Linked DNA regions of Mus musculus: all the other regions are linked to region 1. The links are chromatin loops, found by intact Hi-C in ENCODE. Cell type or tissue: heart. All regions are shown on one strand. Each heading gives the region's core, and the rest is flanking DNA. Links, peaks and the distances in the headings are about the cores only.

Region 1 (7,109 bases), core at 1,188-6,187:
CAAATAGATGCTAAGTCTGGTGTGATCCAAACCTGCAATCCCATCATGAGTTCGAGGCCAGCCTGGGCTACATAAACTAAAATGAAGACAGACTTAAGCTTATTCTGGACAGCCTTGTTAAAAAAAAAAAATCAAGAAAATGAAAGGAGGCATCCCATTGAAAGAGGAAAATAAAACTGAATAAAGTGAAATTTTTAACTTACAATTTGCAGTAAATGGGGGGGGGGGCGGGGGGTGAGGAGGTCTGTACTTTATAAACAAATACTAAGTACACAGGACTGAACCAGCCTAGTTACATCAACATTTATTTCAACCACTTTCTAGCCAGGTCATGGGAGAAAGTTACTTAATTCTTTGCCTTCATCTTTACACCTGTGAGTAGGGCAGGAAAAAAAAAAGGCCTGTCAAGTCAATTAGCAAAGCATTCACAGCAGGGTTGCTTTGTCTCTGCCCTATTGGTCAAAACTTTAAGATCAAAGTAAAATTCCAACCCTTTAAGCACTGGCTTCCTCCTTCTTGGCTTTAATCCTCAAATACCTCCCTACTTCCAGTTACCTCTAGGATCTAGTGTCCTTTCTCCAAAATGAACACATTCCTAACTCTACATCTGCAAAGTCTTTCTTCACCATCTGCCAGAACCCACTTCTCTCCTTCAGTCATCAAGTGCTCGGTCTGTCCTTCACGCTTTGCTAACACTGCGATAGTTTTCTTGATCTCCCTTCTCACTAAAGTGTAGTTTCAGAAAGCTGGGACGAGTAATCTGTATTTCATCCTCACCCCTACCCATCAGCCCAGAAGGTACCTACGCCAGGCTGGGGAAAGCGACGCTGAATTAAACTGGATGTTTACAACTGGTGTGGCTGCAATTCCAGAAACTGCTTAATGTCAAGTAATTTGTCATTGCTTTCAGATCCCCAAAAGTCACGGCTGGAAAAGTATTTTTTAAAAAAAGATCAGACCAACACCATCCTTTCCAGAAAAGTTCCACGGGGCAGCCCCGGCACGAGTAGCCGGGACGGTCATTCTCTGCTTCGCGAGTTGAGCGTGCAGCAAGGGCAGCGGCGCTCCGGTCAGCGCGGTAGTTTGAAACGAGGGCAGCGGGCCGGCTCCGGCCGCCGCGCGGGGCTGGGCTCCGTGCTCCCGCCAACTTCCCGCAGGCCGCCGCCTCCCGCGTCCGCCGCAGCGACACCCTCCAGGGGCGGCGGCGCGCCGTGCTCGGCCCCGCGGGTGCTCCTGAGCGGCGCGGCTCGGGGCCTGGCCGCCGCCCGCTCCCCGGCCCCGAGGCCTCGCTCTCTCCCCGCGGGCCGCCGCCGCCGCTGCCGCCGGCGCGCCGCTCCCGGTCGCAGGCCGCCGCCCCTAGGGGAGCGGGGACGCTCGCCCAGCTCCGCGTGGCGCCGGGGGCGGAGCCGGCCCCGAGGGCCCCCGAGAGGACGGGGGCGGGTGGCCGTGGCCGCCTTCCTCGCCGCATCCCCGGCGCCCCTCTCCCGACCTTCCCCGGGGCCGGACCCGAGCCCGGGGCCGGGCGGCCGGCGCGACGCGGCACTTACCAACCCGCCTGGGACAACGCGGCGCCGGACACCTCGGCCATGGTTAGCTGTTCAGGCTCGGGGACGGCGGGGGTCTGAACTGAGGGTGGGGGACGGGCCTCCTACTGGAGACCCAGAAAAAAGAAAAAGAAGAAAGAGGGGGAAAAAAAGAAGAAAGAAAAGAAAAAGAAAAAAAAACTCCTCTGTTCGACTGTGCCACTGGGCATGCTCAGTGAGACGGGCGCTTCCGCGTGCGGGTTCCGCTCGCCGCGTTTTGTGAGCGGCCGCAGGGGCCGGCCCGGGCTGGGAGCGGCGAGCCGCCAAACGCGGCCTGGGCCGGGGATCGGACACGGCGCCGCGGGGGACGGCGCTAGGCTAGGCTGGTTGGCGCCGCTCCTGCTGCCGGGGACCGGGCTGCTTGGTCACTTTCTAAGTTGCACACACATGCGGGAGCCGCGCATCCCAGGGACTAGGCTGCCTCACGGGGCGGGACACGGACCCCCGCGGCCCGGGCGGCGGCGCATCGGGGATGATGCTACCACGGCCACGTTTGGGGCGGTGCAGCCCAGCCCATTCTGCACCCGAGCTGGCTGTTGTCACCAGGGCCCGCTCCATTCGCCCGGCCTTGCGGTCGGCCGAGGCTCAGAGACTGCGGCTCGCACCCCACTCTGGGTCCCCGCAGGCAGTTGGGTGAGCGCGACACCCTAACCCTGCACTTAAGGGAGTTGGCTTTGAAACTGGGCAACAGGGACAAGACTTTTTTTTCTTGTCACCCTCCTGCTGGGCGTAGCCCTAACCCAGCGTGGCCCAGCGACCTTGGCACCGGCACCTAACCGGGCTAGCACCGCCCTACGCCGTGCCCTTTGCCGCACGCGGGAGGACCGGGGTGCACGGCGTGTCCCCGACTGGGCACGCGCAGCGACGCCACCGAGCTGCGCCGGAACGCTCCTATCGTGATTGGGCAATCAGGAGTCACACAGCCCAATCAGAGAAGAGGTTTCTGGGTCGGGGCGGGCCTGTTGGTGCTCCTAAAAAGTTTACTCCAGAATCTGGGTCCTTCTCCTCCTGGGACGGTGGCGCGGAGGAGGAGAGTCGGGGGCAAGTTATTTCCCAGTGATTCTGCAGACTTACAGGCTATTTAAGAACTTATAGTCGATAAAATTTGCAGTGTAAATAAAGAAAACATCTAATAATAAAAAAATAACTTATATTCGGTCTGCAACCCGTCGCGGTGGCTGCTTCACCTTTACTGTCACCGTCACTGAGCCAGACTTCGGAGAGACTGCAAAATTGGCAGCTGCTCCTGAGACTTAAAAGCAACTTATTAGAGAAAGAAGGGTATTAAGCATCCAGAAGTTAACTGAAATCTCCATTTTCTCACTTTAGCTGTTCACAGTTCTAAAGTCACTATGCCTTCCTTGGGAAATATGCTATGATGTCTTTCTGAACACACATTTGCTCCTACGTATAATTAAATGTGTACAGCATGTTCAGAAACTGGAATAAATTTCTTTCCTAGTATTTGCAGTGGTAGAAAATGTTTTAAATCATCCATGAGCAGCAAGTGTGTTTATATGTACAAGCTGACCTGAACACAGAGGGGGAAAAAAATAAATAAAAGTAAATGGACAGCTCAGGTTAATTGCCAACTTTGTTATTAAATAGACCATAGCAAACATAACTTTTTTTTTTAAGATTTATTTATTTATTATATGTAAGTACACTGTAGTTGTCTTCAGATACACCAGAAGAGGGCATCAGATCTCATTACGGGTGGTTGTGAGCCACCATATGGTTGCTGGGATTTGAACTTCAGACCTTCAGAAGAGCAGTCGGGTGCTCTTACCCACTGAGCCATCTCACCAGCCCCAAACATAACTTTTTATTCGTGTAAATTAAGTGAAAGTTATAATGTCCCAGTAACCAGAACTATTGAATAAATAAGCCTTTAAACTGGTTCTCACATTCAGTGTGATACAATAAGAATTTACCATTGCAGGTGCTTATGACTAAAGTTAAACATTGCACAAAATACCAAACCCACTTCAAGAGTGTGATTCCTACTGGAGGAATTTGTTATAATAAGAGCATCAAAAACTAAAATCATGACATTAATGGCACATTGAATTTTTGAAATAAACTGGATAAAAGTCCATAGGAATACAAAATCTTCGCATAGCAGTGTATTAAAATGATAGTGTACAGCAGAGGGGGAAATGCCTTTATCCTTACAACAAAGAATGCCTTAAACGAGTCCTGGAATCAGTCGCTCAGCCTGATGTGTGCTCCCTTCCACTAGACATTAACGTCTCTTAAGAAATACACTTACCAGTGTTCTTTTAACTTTAGCTTCTAGGTGATGGTTCTCAGTCAGGTGCTGGGTCAGAAGCTCGTGGGCACATTTAACAATGTGTAGGGACACTTCGATGCTACAGCCTCGGAGAGTGCATGAGGTCAATCGGATTTGGTGGGTAGAAGCCAGGGTTGGAGACAAACAACCTGCAATGCGCAGGACACTTGTGGAACCCTCAAAAATTTGCTGGTGTAAAATATCAATAGTGCAATATCAGGACCAGGCAGTGGTGGCACACACCTTTAATCCCAGCACTTGAGAGGCAGAGTCAGGAGAATCTGATGTTCAAGGCCAGCCTGGTCTCCATCGATATTTTCAGGCCAGCCAGAGCGACATACTCAGACCCATTGTCACATACAAACACGAAGAGATAAAACAAAAGTCCTAAATCTAGAGAAATTTTATAAAATTTCATAGCAAATACAGAAATTTGAAAATAGACCAAATATTGAATTTCAGTGTGTTAATGGAGTTATCATTAGATACTATAATGAAATCTTGGAAATCCTATGCCGGTGTATTTATTTATGATGAATTATACTATAATGTATTTGCACATACTTTATATCCATGTATGTATGTGTATATATGAGATAGAGGAGAAAATATGGCAAGATATTAAAAACAAATCCATCCAAGGGTCCTGGTGCATAGTTTTTGTTTTTTTTTAACTTTCCCCTAGATTTTAAATATTTCCAACTTTTAAAAAAGCCAAAATGAATTATACTAACAATCCCAAAATTTTTCATTGAAATACTGTTCTGTAAAGATAATCTGATACCATGGAAAATGATAACAGCTGAGTAGATAAATTTTATCTTGTATCAGATAAATCATTAATTTACTGTAAATACAAAGTCCTCAATGAGCTGAATTTGAAAGGAAAAATCCTAAGAATTAAAAAAAAAGAGGTTTTTGGTAGATTAAAAAAAAAGCAGAGGATATTAAATCTGTTGGGAATAAATAAAGAAATAAATTGACATCCAAAAAGAAGTGAACAAAATCACTTGGATTCCCCTGTAATTTCAGTGAAGGAAAAAAATTCTCATACTGAAAAGGGCAGAAGAACATAGCTGAACAGGGATGAACGCTAAAACTATGATCTACCTATGATCTAGAATGCAGACACACCTTGGATTACAGTTGGATCTGGCTGGAACACAGACGTGCCCTTAGCACACATTTTTAATCTCTACCAGTGAAGATAAAGGTTAGTTTGTAGAAAGAAGCAGCCATGTTTGAAAGTGATGTCTAATAGAGAGGAAAACAAAGTGACATGACAAAATGAGATAAGCCTAATGAGAACAGATAGGAAAGAGAAAACACTTAAGAGCAACAAGAGGGGCAGGTGTTTATGGCAGTTTGGTCAGGGCAGTTTTACAGAGACAGGTTGCAGAGAACACACTAGATACAGGTGAAGATTGAACAGGCCAGACAATGAGAAGGAAACAGAAAATTAGAACATATTGCCCAAGTTAGTATGAGGGCAAGCAAATAGAGCAAGTCAGTCACAAGTCAAGAGAAGACAGATTGAATCAGTCAGTTTGAAATATTAAATTGTACAGATGATAAAAGCTTCCAGACCTAGGCCTAGGGAGAGTTAGTACAGAGAAAGAAATGCTCTACACTCATACCAAGCCACGTGTTCACACAGCTTGAGTCCAGATAAGGTCTGGAAATTGCCCCACTGAGTCTGAGAGGTTTACACAGACATCGATCTCAGCTAAACAGGGCTGGTTTATTGAGCTCATGATCAATATAGGGACAAGAAAGTGAACAGTTTAAACAGAAGAGAATAAAAGTGCTACAATAGTGACCTTCAAACATGTAAAGCTCTCACATACAAGAAATGTACACTTGTGTGGTCCTCAGCCCCAGGATATGGTACTGGGAATAAAATGAAGATAATTTCCGCTTAACATAAAAATGGTCTGTTCTGCCTGCCGGTTTGTTAATCCTGCTCCCCTAAATGGACCGCCTTGGCTGGCCTCAGTGGGAGAAGATGTGCCTAGCCCCACAGTGATTTGATGTGCGGGAAGGGGGGAGGATTAACTGGGTAATGACACTTAAGGAAGAGGTTCCTCGTTCTCCAAAGAGAAGGAGAAGGTGGAATGGGGGAGGAGCTGCATGAGGGGAATAAAATTGGGAGAAGGAGGGCTGATGCTGGGATATAAAGTAAATAAATAAATTTATAAATTAAAAAAAAATTAAATACAATGAATAAAAATTGTCTAGATTCTTTTGTTTCCAATCATGCCAAACATAATTTTTAAAATGTATAAGAAAGGTGATAGTTCGATAGAGCCCCAAAACTGAAAAGGTGGTTGACATTTAAGAAGAACTGAAACCAAACAGGCATGGTGGCAAGGTGTTACACATGGGTAATATCAGCATTTAGGATGCTGAGTAAGAGGACTGTGTGTGGCAAACCAGATCTTATGGGTTCAGGCTCACATCTTAGAGAACCCGACCTAAGGTTGAACTCAAGTTAACTAACAGGCCAGTACCGAGCACCAGTTTCCAGGTTATTCCCCACCAATCTGCACCTCCAGGTGCCCCTGCACTTCACTTCCTAACAGCGAGCAATCGGAGGAAAACAGAAGTTTATGGTTAGGTTCCCAGCACCAGCCAATTATATTAAAGGCCATCATGCTCCCCTCCCAACCCACCAATCAAATGTGTGCCAGGCTAGACAGCCTCTCCTTCCTCTATAAATGCTTGCTGGAACTGGGCTCAGGGCCACATCCTCCCGTCCTGCTGCATTAGAAACGGTGGTGTGGCCCAAGTTGGAGCTTGAATAAAGAGACCCTAATGTGATTTCATCAGAATTGACTCTTTGGTGGCCTTTTGGGATTCACAAACACTTCTTGGCACAGCATGTGAGTTTGAGACCAACTTGTGATATGTAATGAACACTGAGTTTAACAAAACAAAAACCTAGAGACAACCCCCATCTGGTGTCACATGGTCTGGGCAGGGAGTGAGCCCCAGATGACCACCTGTTCTTCACCCTGTAGCTAGGGTGGGGACACACAGGATGAACAAGGCATATAACTCCATAGGCAACTCCCGGGATGACGCCAGACAACCAGATATACTGAGTAGCACAAAAGTGAGCAAATAAATAGTGGAGATATGGAAGAGAAAGAGAAGCAGAAGGATGTGTGCACAACGAGAAGAGCCAGAACTTGAGACTCAAGAGAAGTGAGGAACAGCCTGATAGGAATAGC
Region 2 (7,109 bases), core at 1,495-6,494, 270 kb after region 1:
ATATACTTGGGTCCCCTGGGAGTAGCACTGTTAGGAGGCATGCCCTTGTAGGAAGAAGTGTGTCACTGTGGGGGTGGGCAATGAGACTCTCCTCCTAACCACACGGGAGCTAGTCTTCCAGCAGCCTTCTGATGAAGATGCAGAACTTTCAACTCCTTCTGCACTGTGCCTACCTGGATGCTGTCATGCTCTTGCCTTGATGATAATGAACTGAACCTGTAAGCCAGCCCCAATTAAATGTTGTCCTTCTAGGAGTTGTCTTGGTGTCTGTTCTCAGCACTAAAATCCTAATTAAGACAACAGGATAGCTAAAATAATACTTACATTAAAAAACTGCTGGAATTACTTTCCCAAAAATTTTACCACATTGCTATAATAATAAAAATAGCACAAAACCAGACATGTTGATAAGTGGAATCTAATTGAGACGCTGACATAAATGTATCTATCTATGAATACCTGATTTTTGATAAAGAATCCAGAAATATACAGTAGAAAAAAAAGACAGCACTGGGAAACTGGGAAGAGTAGAGGAAGGGGAAACTGTAATCAGTTTATATTATGTAAGAAAAAAACTATTTTCAATATAAGGGGAAAAATAAAAGAAATACAATTTGATTTTTTTTTTTCAAGACTGGTATGGTGGCATAAGCCTAACAAAACAGCAATGGCCCTGAAAAGAGTCTTTAATCTTATCTCTGAAATTTCACAAGCCAGACCTCCATATTGTGTACTGTTCTCAAAAGTATTTTTTGAGACAGGACCTCACTGTTTAATCCAGATTGAATTAAAACATATGATCCTTCTGCCTCAGCTTCAGGAGTACTGGGATGTAGGCTTAGTGCTGGATGGTGGGCAGCATCCAGGTAGGCTTAGTGCTGGAAGTGGAGGACACACTGTCTTTGCCAGGCAACCAGGAGGATGGTCTCTTCTGCATTGGACAGAGCCTGAGCACAGGAGCCTCAAAGCCCATCCCCATGGTGACACACTTCCTCTAAGAAGTCCACACCTCCTCCAATCATGACACACCTCCTAATAGTGCCTCATTCCATCAGCCAAGCATATTCAAACCACCACAAACATACTTAAAAAGTTCTCCAAACATTCTTTTCAATAGTGTGCTGCAGGTGCAGTGAATCTCAGTGGGAGAATCCAGAGTGCCCTTTCTAAACAGAAACGCAAGCTCCTGCTTGTTTACATTAGAATCTTTTTAAGTGCGAAGGGCTTGAGAAAGAAAGCAACAAGTTGACATCTTGACACTTTGAAGTAGGTTAAAGTTTTTAGGAACTGATCTGACACTCACAGCCAGGTCATGTTGCTGTTGTCCTGCTACACAATATCTTATTGTCTAGAGAACACCGGTGTCAGACAAGGGCACTCTGTGACCATGATGAAATAAGGCAAAACAACACTGCTTAACTTTGTCTAAGCATAGAAAAAAAATTAGTATGTAATATCAAAATGCCCATAAGACGTAAATTCATGGGGAGCTATTAAGGACTAAGTAATCGTCATTATGGGTTCAGCTCTGATTACAGGCTCCAGCAGACCAAACCAGAGCAGAGTTACTCCCTCTTATTGCTGCATGTTCCCACTGAACTCTAAAGGGGGCTCGTTTCCCCCTGTAGTAATTCACTTTCTTCTTGTTGCCATAAAATATTTGACAAAATCAACTGACGGATGGAAGGGTTTATTTTACCTCCAAGGTAGAGCGTAAGTCAAGGTGGGGAAGACAGAGCTGCAGAAACAGGGTGGCTGCTCACTGAGCCTCTGTGGGTGGGAAGCTCAGGGAGATGGAGAGTGTCTGTTCCTTTTCTCACTCCCACACACGCTCCCCCCCCCCCCAGGCCCATGGAACCACCTAGCCATGGAGGTTTTTCTACCTCAATCAACCCTTCCTCTTTGACCTGACCGAGAAGAGACCCAGTCTGCTCTTCAGGCTTCACTTTTGCTTTCTTTAGCCCTTTCCTGCTGATGAAACCACAGTTGTTGCTCAGCGCAGTGGAACAGTCCTTGTCATTGATAGGATGAAGGGTATTTTTCTACAATTGAAAATATAGGGGCCGGAGCGAGTGGGGCCGGAGCAAGAGGAAGAAGGGAAGGGGGTGGAGGAATAAGAAAAAAAGAAAAAGAAAAAAAGAAAAGAAAGAAAAAGAAAATATAATGCAATTACTGTTTTCTTTTTTTCTTTTTTTGGTTTTCAAGACAGGGTTTCTCTGTATAGCCCTGGAACTCACTCTGTAGACCAGGCTGGCCTCGAACTCAGAAATCTGCCTGCCTCTGCCTCCCAAGTGCTGGGATTAAAGGCGTGCCACGCCACCATGTCTGGCTGCAATTACTTTTTAAAAGCAAATTTGTTTGGATTTTGTCTTTCGACATTGTCCATTCCTCATTCTGAGAATCTGCCATGCTGTTAGTTATAGCTTCACGCTATCATGCTCCTAGGAAACATCAAGATATCCTGGGCATTAAACTGCTCCCACTTCAAGACAGCACCCAGTCCTGGCCATTCCTCCTAATAGTATTCTGTGAGGTTTTCCTCAAATCACCCCGGCAAAATGCAGATCTTTCAAGTGATTTGTAGCATCATCTTCTAAGAGCCTCGTGGTTCATCACAGCGATGTTCACATGTTTTGTAATAAATCTAAATTGTCCCAACTATAGGTCTGTCTGTCTCTTGGTTGTCTTTGGCTGCATTGCACCGATAGGTCTGTGTGCTTTCTGTATGTTGTCTCACGTAAGCTGAAGCATTCCTATTTGAAGTGTTTGTTGATGGAGAAGCAAAGGAAGTCACACATCACCTCCAACACCACGCAGCTACCAAATGGTAAGAATGGAAGCTTCATCTTCCTTGTCCATCGTGACAGAGCCAGGTACTTCTTCCGGTGACCTTGGTAATCTCTTGGAATCTGCCTTTAGTATATGCTCACTGAAGATGAAAATCTGTGTGACAATAATAAAAACTCACATTATAACAAGAAAAGGAGCAAACAGTACCTGCAAGACCAGAACTAAACCTAAACCTCTAAAAGCTGTAGATGAAACCTTAGGTTCATTTTCTGAATCCCTGTGCTAGTCTCTGTGGAATACCTAGAACTATTTCTTGTACCAAAATCAATAGTTTATGTTTACTTGTCTTGGCTTGAATCACCTCCATAGTCAGAAGGTCAATATCTTTAAGGATGCACTTGGGAGATTCCTGGATTTCTTTATTTGTTCCTTTTCCTTGTGTAGCCACACTGAGTTGATCTCCAGAATTTTCTCTTCATTACTAATGTCTTTATTTGGCATATTGGGGATAGGTGCTTGCTTGCCTTGAACCCAGGTTCTGACCCTTTCCTCTACTTTATATTTAGGATTGCCACCTGAACTTAAAAACCTGTAGAATGGCTGTTATAATTTTACATTTTGTTTTGTGTCAATACCTGTGAAACACATTAAACTGTGAATTGTTTGGACCCTATTCCTTTTAATTTTTGGTTGACCCTGAGTACGCATTTAGGCTTTGAGGCATGCTGTAAGTGCTGAACAATGTGAACTGGAGTTCCAGAAAAAGCCGCACCTGTAGTAAAAATTCTACGCGCTTAATTGACAGGTTAGAATTCCAATGATTGTAGAGACATGGAATGCTGCCAATCCAGAGCCAAGTAATCTTGGCTCACGTAATTGCCATTCATCGCTGCGTTAGATCTAACATACCTACGACTATCACGTGACGCCTTTTGCTCTTCCTTAAAAGTCCACTAACTTCCACCAACCTCAAACAAGACTGTGCATCTCGTAGCACCTGTAGGTCTGTCCTAATGTCTTTGAAATGACTTTCTTCCGTGCTTCAACCGATGTTCACACCACCTGGCTGCGGTCACTCATTTCTGGTTCTAGAATGAACTCTATTCTCTCTGAGACGACAGCAGTATTTTTATATAAACGGTAATCAAAAAATGGTAAACATCTCTTCTAAGAGGCATGGGCGCTGGCAAGTAGTAGAAGTATTTTTCCTAGACCCTGAGATCTCCAGAGACTACTCAAAGGGCTTATCAGTTGCTTTCGTATTCAGTGCTGCTGAAACAGTACTGAGAGAGGTTCCCTGCGGCTCAGATTTTTCAAGAACCTACTCTGAAAGTCCAAGGGAAGCCTTGTTAGAGACTCTCTTTAGCTCAACCTTCCTTCCAAACCCGTTCCTTACTATGTACCATCTGGCAAGCAGCCTGCATAGCCAGAGGGCGAGAAGCGCGATGGACAGGCCGAAGGGCCAATCAGGCCCAGGCTTTGGCATCCCCGGAAAAGGCGGGGCCCTTGCGTCACAGGTTCCGCGGCGCGGGATTGGCTGACCGGGCTGCTTGTGGTGGCGGGAGATTTCAGATAGATTGGCCCAGCCGTGTGCAGCGGTTAATGCGCAGTGGGCGTGGGACCGGGAAGTTGAGCCCGCGGAGCAAAGCCCCAGATCAGGTCGCGACCTAGACCCGGGAAGATGGAGAGGCACCGGGCGCGCGCTCTCGGCCGGGACAGCAAGTCGTCGCGGAGGAAGGGCTTGCAGTCCGCGCCGCCCGCTGGCCCCTACGAGCCCGGGGAGAAGCGACCCAAGTTGGTAAGTGTGGGCCAGAGCCACAACGTGCGGCGACTCCCGCGGCCTACAACTCCCTGTCCCCCAGGTGACATCCCCGGGAGCTGGGAGCTAGGTTTGTTTCAGAAGGCCTGAGCTGTTAATCCGCTTAGATCCCCAGTGACAAGGCGGGATTCGATTCCTTTCTGGGACGAATGCCCTGATGTCTGTGAAGCCTGGCAGTTCTTTGGGCGTATCTGAAAAACAGTTCAAATGGCTGTGTACTGACGTCATCAAGGCGGATTCTGCATTTTAAAAGAAAGTTAAAATTTACCCCATCCCTTTAGTAGAACAGTCAGTCAGACAGAAAGTGAACTTCTAGCTGATAGCCCTCCCTCCCCCGTCTAATATTTTAATTCAACAAGAACCTTTTAAGGTGGACGTATTTTTACAAGTTGAGGCAACTCGTTTTCAAACTTGGCGGGTTGTGTAGTCACTGCTAAAGAATGTCATGTTTAGCTTGGAAGGAGTCTTCAAGTATCTGAAACTCGTTAATCGGGTTGGCTTTGCGTTCTTAAAGCTTAAGGAAGAGCTATGATTAGCACCTGGTAAGCTTTTAGTTAGTGTCAGCTGGAAGGAAACTAGGTAATGAGGATGATTTCATTCAGATTGTCTGATTGTGTGGGTTGGTAGGTTTTGGTATTAGTCCAAGAGAATTGCAGAGTTAACACTGACTGTTAGTTTTCCTTAGAAGTATGGGGAAATTATTTTTATGTATTGATAGGAACAGGCTTTGCCCTTTCTTGTCAAATACAATTTCAGGAATTTATACCATGATTATATCCAAAATAATAGATTGTGGATCAATCGCTAAGTGTAATATTTACTTGTAATTGAATAAAGCTGAGAGCAGAGACATGTTGAGATAAGTGGGGGTTGATTATGCAGAATTGAGCATCAAAATAACACGAGGATAGGAGAGAGTTAACCTGGTCATGATAGATTCTGTCCACTCTGAGAGGGATCCATGAGATGCTGCCTCCTCCTCCTCCTCCTCTTCCTCCTCTTCTTCTTCTTTAAAGATTTATTTATTATTTTTATGTAAGTACACCGTAGCTGTCTTCAGACACACCGGGAGGGGGTGTCAGATGTCATTATGGATGGTTGTGAGCCACCAAGTGACTGGGATTTGAACTCAGGACCTTCGGAAGAGTAGTCCGTGCTCTTAACCGCTGTACCATCTCACCAGCCCCCATCTCCTCCTCCTCCTCCTCCTCCTCCTCCTCTTTCTTCTCCTCCTCTTTCTTCTCCTCCTCTTCCTCCTCCTCCTCCTCTTCCTCCTCCTCCTCCTCTTCCTCTTCTTCTTTTTCTTTCTTTCTTTTTTTTTTTTTTTTTTTTTTTTTGGCTTTTTGAGACAGGGTTTCTCTGTATAGCCCTGCCTGTTCTGGAACTCATTTTGTAGATCATGCTGGCCTCGAATTCAGAAATCCTCCTGCCTCTGCCTCCCTAGTGCTGGGATTAAAGGCGTGCGCCACCACGCCCGGCCCATCTCTTCTTTTTTATAATTGACTTTCTGGGTTAGTGCTCAGCACATGTCTTGGCTGCCACGGAAGTGTGATTTTCTGTAGTTTACAACATAGCGTTCTTGAATAAATATTTGATGTTACTGAAGGCTGATGATTGTGTTTTTTATTATTTCTCTGGTATGCCACAGTGCCCATACCATTTGCTAAAAGTCATGCTGAAATGAAGTCTAAAAGACAACATGCTGAAGTTCTAAGATGTTGAACTCTACAATGTTGAGTTCATGGGTGGGGCTTGATTTGAATCATGACTTCATAATTCATTTAGAAGTAATTTGGATTCTTGATGATCTCCACAGTTAGACTTTTACTTACATATTAATTTTATTATTGTAATTTTTAAATGTTTTGAGATTATAATATAATTACATCATTTTCCCTAGCCCCATTCCTCCCTTCAGCTCCTGCTGTGTGCCACCCCCTTTCTTAAATTTATGTCCTCTTTTTCTTTAGTTGTTGCTATGTATATATGTGTTTTTTTTTTTTTTTTCCCCCCGAGACAGGATTTCTCTGTATAGCCCTGGCTGTCCTGGAACTCACTCTGTAGACCAGGCTGGCCTTGAACTCAGAAATCCACCTGCCTCTGCCTCCTGAGTGCTGGGATTAAAGGCGTAAACCACCATGCCGGCATATGTGTATTTTTTTTTTTTTTCCTCGAGACAGGGTTTCTCTGTGTATCCCTGGCTGTCCTGGAACTCACTTTGTAGACCAGGCTGGCCTTGAACTCAGAAATCCGCCTGCTTCTGTCTCCCAAGTGCTGGGATTAAAGGCGTGTGCCACCAAGCCCGGCTGTGTGTATTTTTAAACTATAAAATTATAATTTTTTTTCCTCCCCTGAGACAGGGTTTCTCTGTGTAGCCCTGGCTGTCCTAGAACTCACTTTGTAAACCAGGCTGGCCTCGAACTCAGACATCTGCCTGCCTCTGCCTCCCAGGTTCTGGGATTAAAGGCATGTGCCACCACTGCCCAGCATAAATTTATAA
Region 3 (7,109 bases), core at 574-5,573, 280 kb after region 1:
CCCTTCCACGTTAGCACGTCTTATTGCTGCTCTTACTGTTTAGGGCTCGTTCTGGCCGCCATATTGGTGAGGCTTCCTGGGTATAGCTTCTCTGACAGTTCTTGGAGGCAGAATCTCACAGGACTCTCCCTGTTCTTCCTGCTCTTACAGTCTTTCTGTGCCCTCTTCTGCATTGATCCCTGAGCCTCAGGTGCAGGGGTTGTTCTGTAGAGGAAGAAACTGGACCAGGCTCTACAACTCTGTATTTTGATCAGTTGTGGTTTTCCATAACCGTCTTCATCTGTTGCAAAGAGAAGTTTCCTTGCTGAGGAGTGAGAGCCGCACTTATCAGCTAGACTCTGGAGGAGGATGTGTCCATGGTAATTTCTTCACATGTGTCTTCTCTTCCATCCGCTCGGCATCAGCCATGTCAGCTCCACCTTGCTCTTCTGGATATTTGACTGTAGCAGTTGCTTTTTCTCTTGGTACTTGGCTGCTTTTTCATACCCGTCTGGGCATTCTTGATAGTTAGTCCTTTGTGCCTTGGCTGTTTATTCCTCGATAGCTGTGGTGTGTGCAGTCTTCGGATCTACATTGGCTTGATTTCACGGCTGCTTGCTGGCTTAAGTAAGCGCATCATGTTAAGCCAGTGGGATTCCAGGGTGCCTGAACTGGGGTGCTTCTCTGTGGAGGTGCTGTTGTGTTTCCACCAGAAGCCTGAGGAGGAAGCGGATTTAGGACTACTTTTCCTAGTGGACGATAACTCCTCACCTGTGTTTTTGCCAGAGGCCCATTGCTTAGTCTCTTTTGCTCTCTGAACAGCCCTTTCAGCCCCTCACTTCCCGATAACCACATAATGGCACTCTTGTTTCGGGATGGCATGATTGGTCTGTAGTTTAGTCAGCTTTATTGCTGGATGTCAAGTCAGTTCTTGGCTTTGCCTTGATTGAGATGAAGCGATGTTAGCCTGATTTCATTGGGTCACTGTCATTTTCTGAGCTTTTAGAACAAGTAATGTACCTTTGCCATATGGCAAAGGTAGGCATGATTTAGTAGTTTCCTTTTTTGTTCACTTCTGTAAAGCCTCAAGCCAATAGTAGCATGGAATGTAAACTGGTCACATGGTTCCTGTTTTAGTTAAGCCCCGCCTCTGGTGCCTACTGGATCCCATGTTGATGAGACAGACTAATGAATCCTTCTTTTCTACTGAATATAAAACTGAGTCATTTGTGAATTGGGTAAGAATATTTGTAGCTTATTTCCTATCTTCCTAGATAAGTGTAAATAGTAGAAGCTGGTACCTGTCTGATGTTTGGCTGAATCAACTGCTGTGTGCTGCTTCCAAACCAACCACCTTGGCTGATACAGGAAGCACTGTGTATTTAGGTGCTGAGAGGGAAAGGTGGTCTCTGTAGAGAATTTAAGAGGGAGACTTAGTAAAATAATTGCCCTGGAGCCTGCTCTAGGTCTTGTAAGCAGCACCTGGTCCCGAGACCTCTTTCCTGTCTAGAACAGAACTAAGTGGGAAGGTTTCCTACTTGCTGTGAAAAGTCTTGCAGTGACTTCTAATTGCTGTTAGCCACACACAGCTACTCAGTGACACTCTCTAGGTCCAGATTGACCAAGACATGGCTTTTGGGAGAAGTCTCCATTTGTATTGTGGGTGCCAATATCCAGCACAAGACCTGTAAATCATTAATTCAAGTGGGTAGAGGAGTTCTTTAATTAGGGATAGCCTTTCAAAGTTCTCACATCCTTTAGGGTAAATCTTGTTGTTAATGGTTTCTATCAAGTAGATTGCTCTTGCTTGATTATATCTTTATAATTTCTTCAGTTTTGGTTGTGAGATTTGTTTTGTTTTGTTTTGATCCTGTCACTGTGGCTCCTACAGTGTTTTTGCCCTGCCTCTTCTGCAGTGGTCCCTGAGCTTTGAGTCTATCAATTGAGACTGTGGTATATTTACCATTTAGGGGGATTGTTTATGAATGAGCAAGCCTTATAAATACCAATATATTTAATTGGAGTATTTTGGTAGGTAGTGTCAAAAGGAACAGTCCTTACACCAGTTAATTTAATAGAGTTTACTTGAGTAAAATAAAAGGAAAATGATTAGACAGCTCCCAGATCTAGAAGAATTCCAAGCAGATTGTGGTCCCCATTCATGAGCCAGGACAAGGTATAGGAAAATCTGGGCTGTCAGTCTTGGGTTATAGCTGTACTAGTTGCTTGATGAGCCTAATCAGTTAACTGGTGTTTGGATATTCTGTAACCAGCCAAACTCAGTTACTGTGATTAAACTTCATTGGTTTGTTCGGTTGGGTTGAGAGTGGCTGCTCAGACCAAGGCCATGCCTTCCTACAAAGTTTGATTAGTAGACTTGTTTATCATTTGAGGAATGAGTTATATAAAGTTGCTCACAGGCACAAGGTCCTGATCTTTAATCAGCCTTCTATTATGGACTTTAGGAGTTTGAGTTTTATGTTTTTTTTCCCCTCCCATCTAAAACCTATTAACAGTAGCAAAAAAAAAAAAATAATGTCTTTAATAAACATGTAGGTAATGACATCGTGGCCATAGGCAGATTTTTGAGGCAGGGAGAGGTAGAAAGTTGGACAACTTGTGTTTTGTTTTAGAACTTAGGAAAAAGTGAGATCAGAACAGGTGTGTAGTGACAGGCTTGCTTTATTGTCTGGTGTTGGTGGAATCAGGTGTAGGGAGATAGTCTCCTTAATCTGCCGAGCCTTTGGGCTGTTACCTTATATGGCAAAAAGAGCTTTACTGTAATGTTTGCAGGCTAAAAATGGCAGGTTATTTTGGGTTATTAGAGAGAGGTGAAGTTTTGCTGACAGGAGGAGAAGGTGATGTGACTATGGTGACAGATTAGTGATGCAGTCATCAGAAACTGGGAGGCAGGGTTCTCCCAAGCACCTGTGTCCAGCCTATGGCCCAACACAAGTTGTTTCAGTGTCCAGCCGGGGAGAGCGGGGAGGACAACAGCATCCTGACTTGAGTACAGTGAAACCTACGTGACAGCCCTCTAGAACGGCTGGATGGTTTGTGGTTTTTCCATCTACTTTGTGTTATTTTTCTTCCCCAATTGTAATAGGAAGTCGAGCAGGTATTGTAGTTACATTACAAGGATGGTCATGTTGAAGTCTTAGAATGATCTAATCTGTTTAAATTTCTTCTCCTCCTGCTCTTCCTCTTCCTTCTCTTCCTCCCCTCCCCTGAACACCCCCTCCCTTTTGTCTTCATCTTTGTCTTCATCATCTTCATCTTTTGAGACAGAGTCCCACTATGTAGCTCTGGCTGGCCTAACTATGTAGACCAGGCTGGCCTAGAACACATAGATGTTTGGTTAACCTGAAGAATCCAGAATCCAGAATCCAGATAATGTTCATAGTTGAAGCCTTTGGGCACTTTCATGCATAGCAAAAGTCTGTGTGGAATGTATTAGCCATAGTAACCTTCATCTGCAAGGATTTATTTAGGGTGTTTTTCTAAGAAACAGCCCTAACCTTTCTCAGAGTTCCCTTTCTATTCTTCCTTATGAATAGAATGCAGCCTTCCAAAGAGACCCCCCCCCCCCCAAGAAAGCAGAGCAGCTTCTCTTGTCTTTAACTTTAGACGTAGGGATATTGAGGTTTGGAGGTTAGTATTTTGGTAGAGGTTTTATAGCTGTAAGAAATCCAGGCTTGGTCCTTACATCACCACCTCTCCACTATTTTTTTTTAAATGTATGAGTTATGAAAAATGTATCAAGTGGCTCTTTTGGGAGTACAGTTAGCTGCTGAGAACAGAGCTGTGCAGTGTTTGGTGTTTGTAGACTGGGCTGGATCCTTTTCTTTGAGTATAAGGCTGGGTGGGCATAGGCATGATTGTCTCAGATTTAGAGTGAGGCTTAATTGCTTTTTTCAAAGGCTCATGTCTTTAATTATGAAGCAAGCAAACTGACATACATTTATTATACTGTGAAACCTTGCATTGCATCTAGTCTGTCTTGTAGCAATTGCTTCTGAACAGATGTTACCTGAAACACCTTTGTGCAGTTGGTGGAATGCTAAAATTTGTCATGCTTTTATTATTGTTGCCTTGAATTAACTCTGCTTTATGGCATAACTTTATTGCTGTGTCCTAGGATCTTTATATATTTATTGCCTTATAAATTGGATTTAAAATGGGCTTTTTATATAGAATGTAAATTAACATGTATATAACTTGTTTATGTTTGCAGAATAATACAAGACCCCCACCCCCCAAGATATTACACTAATGGAGTTGTCTTTAACTAAGCACATAGCGTCATCTAAAGTAGGAGTCAAGTGAATGGTGAGGAATATGCTTGCTCCATACTTGTGCTTGTTTATCCCAGAGCCTCATTTGACTTTTAGATCTATAAAATATAGATTAAGCATAACCTTTTACTTCATGGGATATTAAGGATCAAAGCACGAGCTCTTTTTGAACAGCATCTACAAAGGTAATGTCTTCTCGGTAGCAGCAGGATAGCATTGAAACACCTTACCATTGGGAGCAATTTTTCTCAAATTGCAAGGCAAGTGGTCATTATTAACTTAGGAGACAATTTGAGAGTTTAAAAACGTTCAGCTTTGGAGCTGAGATGATGGAGTTTCCAGTTACCTTGCTGCAGGCTCTCTGGAAGTGCTTGCTGTGGACTTTATTCTCCGCACAGCTCCCTGCCTTTCTTTGTTACTGTTTTTGTTTGGAGGGACATGGATAACACGAGCAGTAACTTCTGTTCTCAGGGCTTGGAGCCCAACCGTGCCAGTTGTTAGGTGGGCAATCGCAGGCAGTAGCTGCCTCTTTAGGTGCCTTCCTTTCTTCACAAGGAAAGCAGGGCAATTTTGCAGATTCAAAGTTAGTATAGGCCTGGAGGAGCAGTGCTTCCTGGCTGTCACCTCTGAGTGTTTGCTATGTAAAGGGTTGGCTGCTTTTGCTATATAGTAATAGTAGTAGTACAATTTCTGTGTGTATTTTGGGTCACTAGGCACAGGCATTGGATATTTGACTGACTTCCTCATCCTGGAGAATCTCTGTTAAACCACGGTAGTTCTTCCCGGTGTACAGAGTCAGAAACATCATTTGGCAGTGCCAGGTGACAGTGGTGGCAGGGCTGGTCAGGACTAATGGTTACAGCAAGTCTCTAAAGCTTTCTGAGGGATACTACTTATTTGTAAACGGAGACTTGTGGAACTATGAACCCTCCATATAAATGAAACAACCAAAAAACCCTGTGACACCCTGAAATCGTCTTGAATGATAATGAAAATATTGTTACATGTGTACATATAAAGTGGAGTATAAGTATACTTGTGGATCTTTTGTAGCTATCAAACTAAGCTAGATTTACATATGAATCCAAAACAAAACCATAAATCCACTAAGATACAAATTAACAGCGCCATTAGTTTAATGCGATTGATGATTTGTTGTTAAAGCTAAGTCACTCTGCTTGGATTTAAAGTGCTGGAATCAAACAAAAGTTTTCCAGCATAGCTTTTTGTTTAATGATGAGACAAAAATGGTGTCAGCACTTAATCAGTAGCGAAGGATGTATACAGCGAGTGTCAGAAGGTTAGTTCTAATAGGTGTCTTGGGTAAAATAGAACCTTGCAGTCTTAAATATATTTTTATATATTTAATCATAAAAGAGATGTTCACCAAGAAGCTTTAAAAAATCCTATGGAAATGTCCTTTTTCTCTCCTTCATTCATATTATCTCTCTGTAATTTCCTTGAGGTCTTACAGGGCTTAAAATTAAAAAATATCTTTTAAAAGCAGGTTTTGATTTTACTATTTTTTAAAGTAGATCTGTGAATGGAGTTAGTATTTTCTTTGTTCCCAATCATTGAGCATCATGGTATGTATTAAATAATGGGAAGGAAGGAGGAAGGAGGCTAGGAGGTAATGTACCTGATGAGGGTATTCTGTGTGCTGAGGGATTTGAGCTGTGTTCAGGTAGGCGAGGTTCGCGTCATACCTTCACAAATTAAAGGATGGCTAAAGTGCCTGCCTGTTCAGAGTGCCACTGCTTCCTCCCAGGTATGCTGTAGAAAAATTTGAAACCCTTAGTTATGTTACATGGATGAATTGTAAGATCCATAATTGTGTATTTGATTAAAATAATTTTATTTGAGACAGTGTCTAGTGTAGTGTAAATTGGCTTTGAAGTCAGTACATAGCAAAGATTGGCTTTGAATTCCTGATCATCCTGCTTCAGGCTTCCAAATGTTGGCATTATAGACATGTGCCACCACCACTCCTAGCTCTATTTGGGTAATTTTATTGTGAACTATTTCCCTCGAATATGTTTTTTCTTTTTCTTTTCAAAGACTTTACTTATTTATTTTATGTATATGACGAGTACACTGTAGCTGTTTTCAGACACACCAGAAGAGGGCATTGGATCCCATTACAGATGGTTGTGAGCCACCATGTGGTTGCTGGGAATTGGAGTCAGGATCTTTGGAAGAGCAGTCAGTGCTCTTAACTGCTGAGCCATCTCTCCAGCCCTTTTTCTTTTCTTTTCTTTTTTTTTTTAAACTTTAATTGCTGCATTTTCCCAAGGTGGGCTGTTTATTTGTATCATAAAGTTAAACCTTGTAACGTCCCAATTTTAAATAAAAGGTTTTCACATTGGTGACATTAATTATGGATGTAAGAATTAAACTGTTTTTGTTTATTGAAACTTTGGCTAGAATTCAATTCATGATGACAATTACAATTCATTTTTAATGAATAATTTGACAGCCAGAGAAATGAATATAAAAAATGGAGTACATATAATCTACATCCAGAAATTCAACGTGACAGGTTCACTTCTTTATAAAGGGTGAAGGTCTCCAATTAAAACCATGTTCTAACTTCACTCAGCCTCCCGTCAAAAGGTGTTTTGCTCTTACTGATAATGTTACCTTCAATAAGCTTTCAGTCCCTTTATGCATATGCTCGTAAGGCTGCCTGAGGGTCAGTTTTACTGTGGTGCCTAGTAAAGGCTTAGAGAATCTGAATGCTTGCCTAACTGAGGAGCCAAGTTACTCTAGGAACTTTATACCACTTGGTTTCTTCAGTCATTCAAGATTAATGTAAGCTGAAATGGAATTTAGATA

Evidence for each region. Hi-C counts contacts between places; a loop is a spot of excess contacts. Peaks named below come from ENCODE experiments on the same cell type or tissue, not always from the same donor. Only the 100,000 strongest peaks of a DNase experiment are listed, where the experiment ranks them.
Region 2: a loop joins it to region 1, with 4 times the contacts of the local background. A loop is called at or near these places in 14 of 42 quality-filtered maps.
Region 3: it touches region 1 in a loop (1.9-fold over the local background); 14 of 42 quality-filtered maps call a loop at or near these places.

Annotation. Positions count from the first base shown.
Region 1 is chr14:87,411,287-87,418,395 of GRCm38, reverse strand. It overlaps Tdrd3 (tudor domain containing 3), which reads right to left and starts at 1,813. Exons shown (of 14, transcript NM_172605.3): 1 at 1,548-1,813. The coding sequence starts at 1,588. In heart, for the core only: CTCF peaks have their summits at 1,767 and 3,222; DNase peaks (open chromatin) are centred at 1,285, 1,895 and 2,435; H3K4me3 peaks cover 2,018 bases; H3K27ac peaks cover 1,901 bases.
Region 2 is chr14:87,138,477-87,145,585 of GRCm38, reverse strand. Diaph3 (diaphanous related formin 3) reads left to right here and starts at 4,362. Exons shown (of 28, transcript NM_019670.2): 1 at 4,362-4,588. The coding sequence starts at 4,472. In heart, for the core only: no CTCF peak of the experiment used is centred there; a DNase peak (open chromatin) is centred at 4,285; H3K4me3 peaks cover 2,053 bases; H3K27ac peaks cover 1,575 bases.
Region 3 is chr14:87,131,105-87,138,213 of GRCm38, reverse strand. The region is part of intron 1 of Diaph3 (diaphanous related formin 3); the gene reads left to right. Among named protein-coding and RNA genes, the nearest start is that of Diaph3, 6.6 kb to the left of the region's middle. In heart, for the core only: no CTCF peak of the experiment used is centred there; no DNase peak of the experiment used is centred there.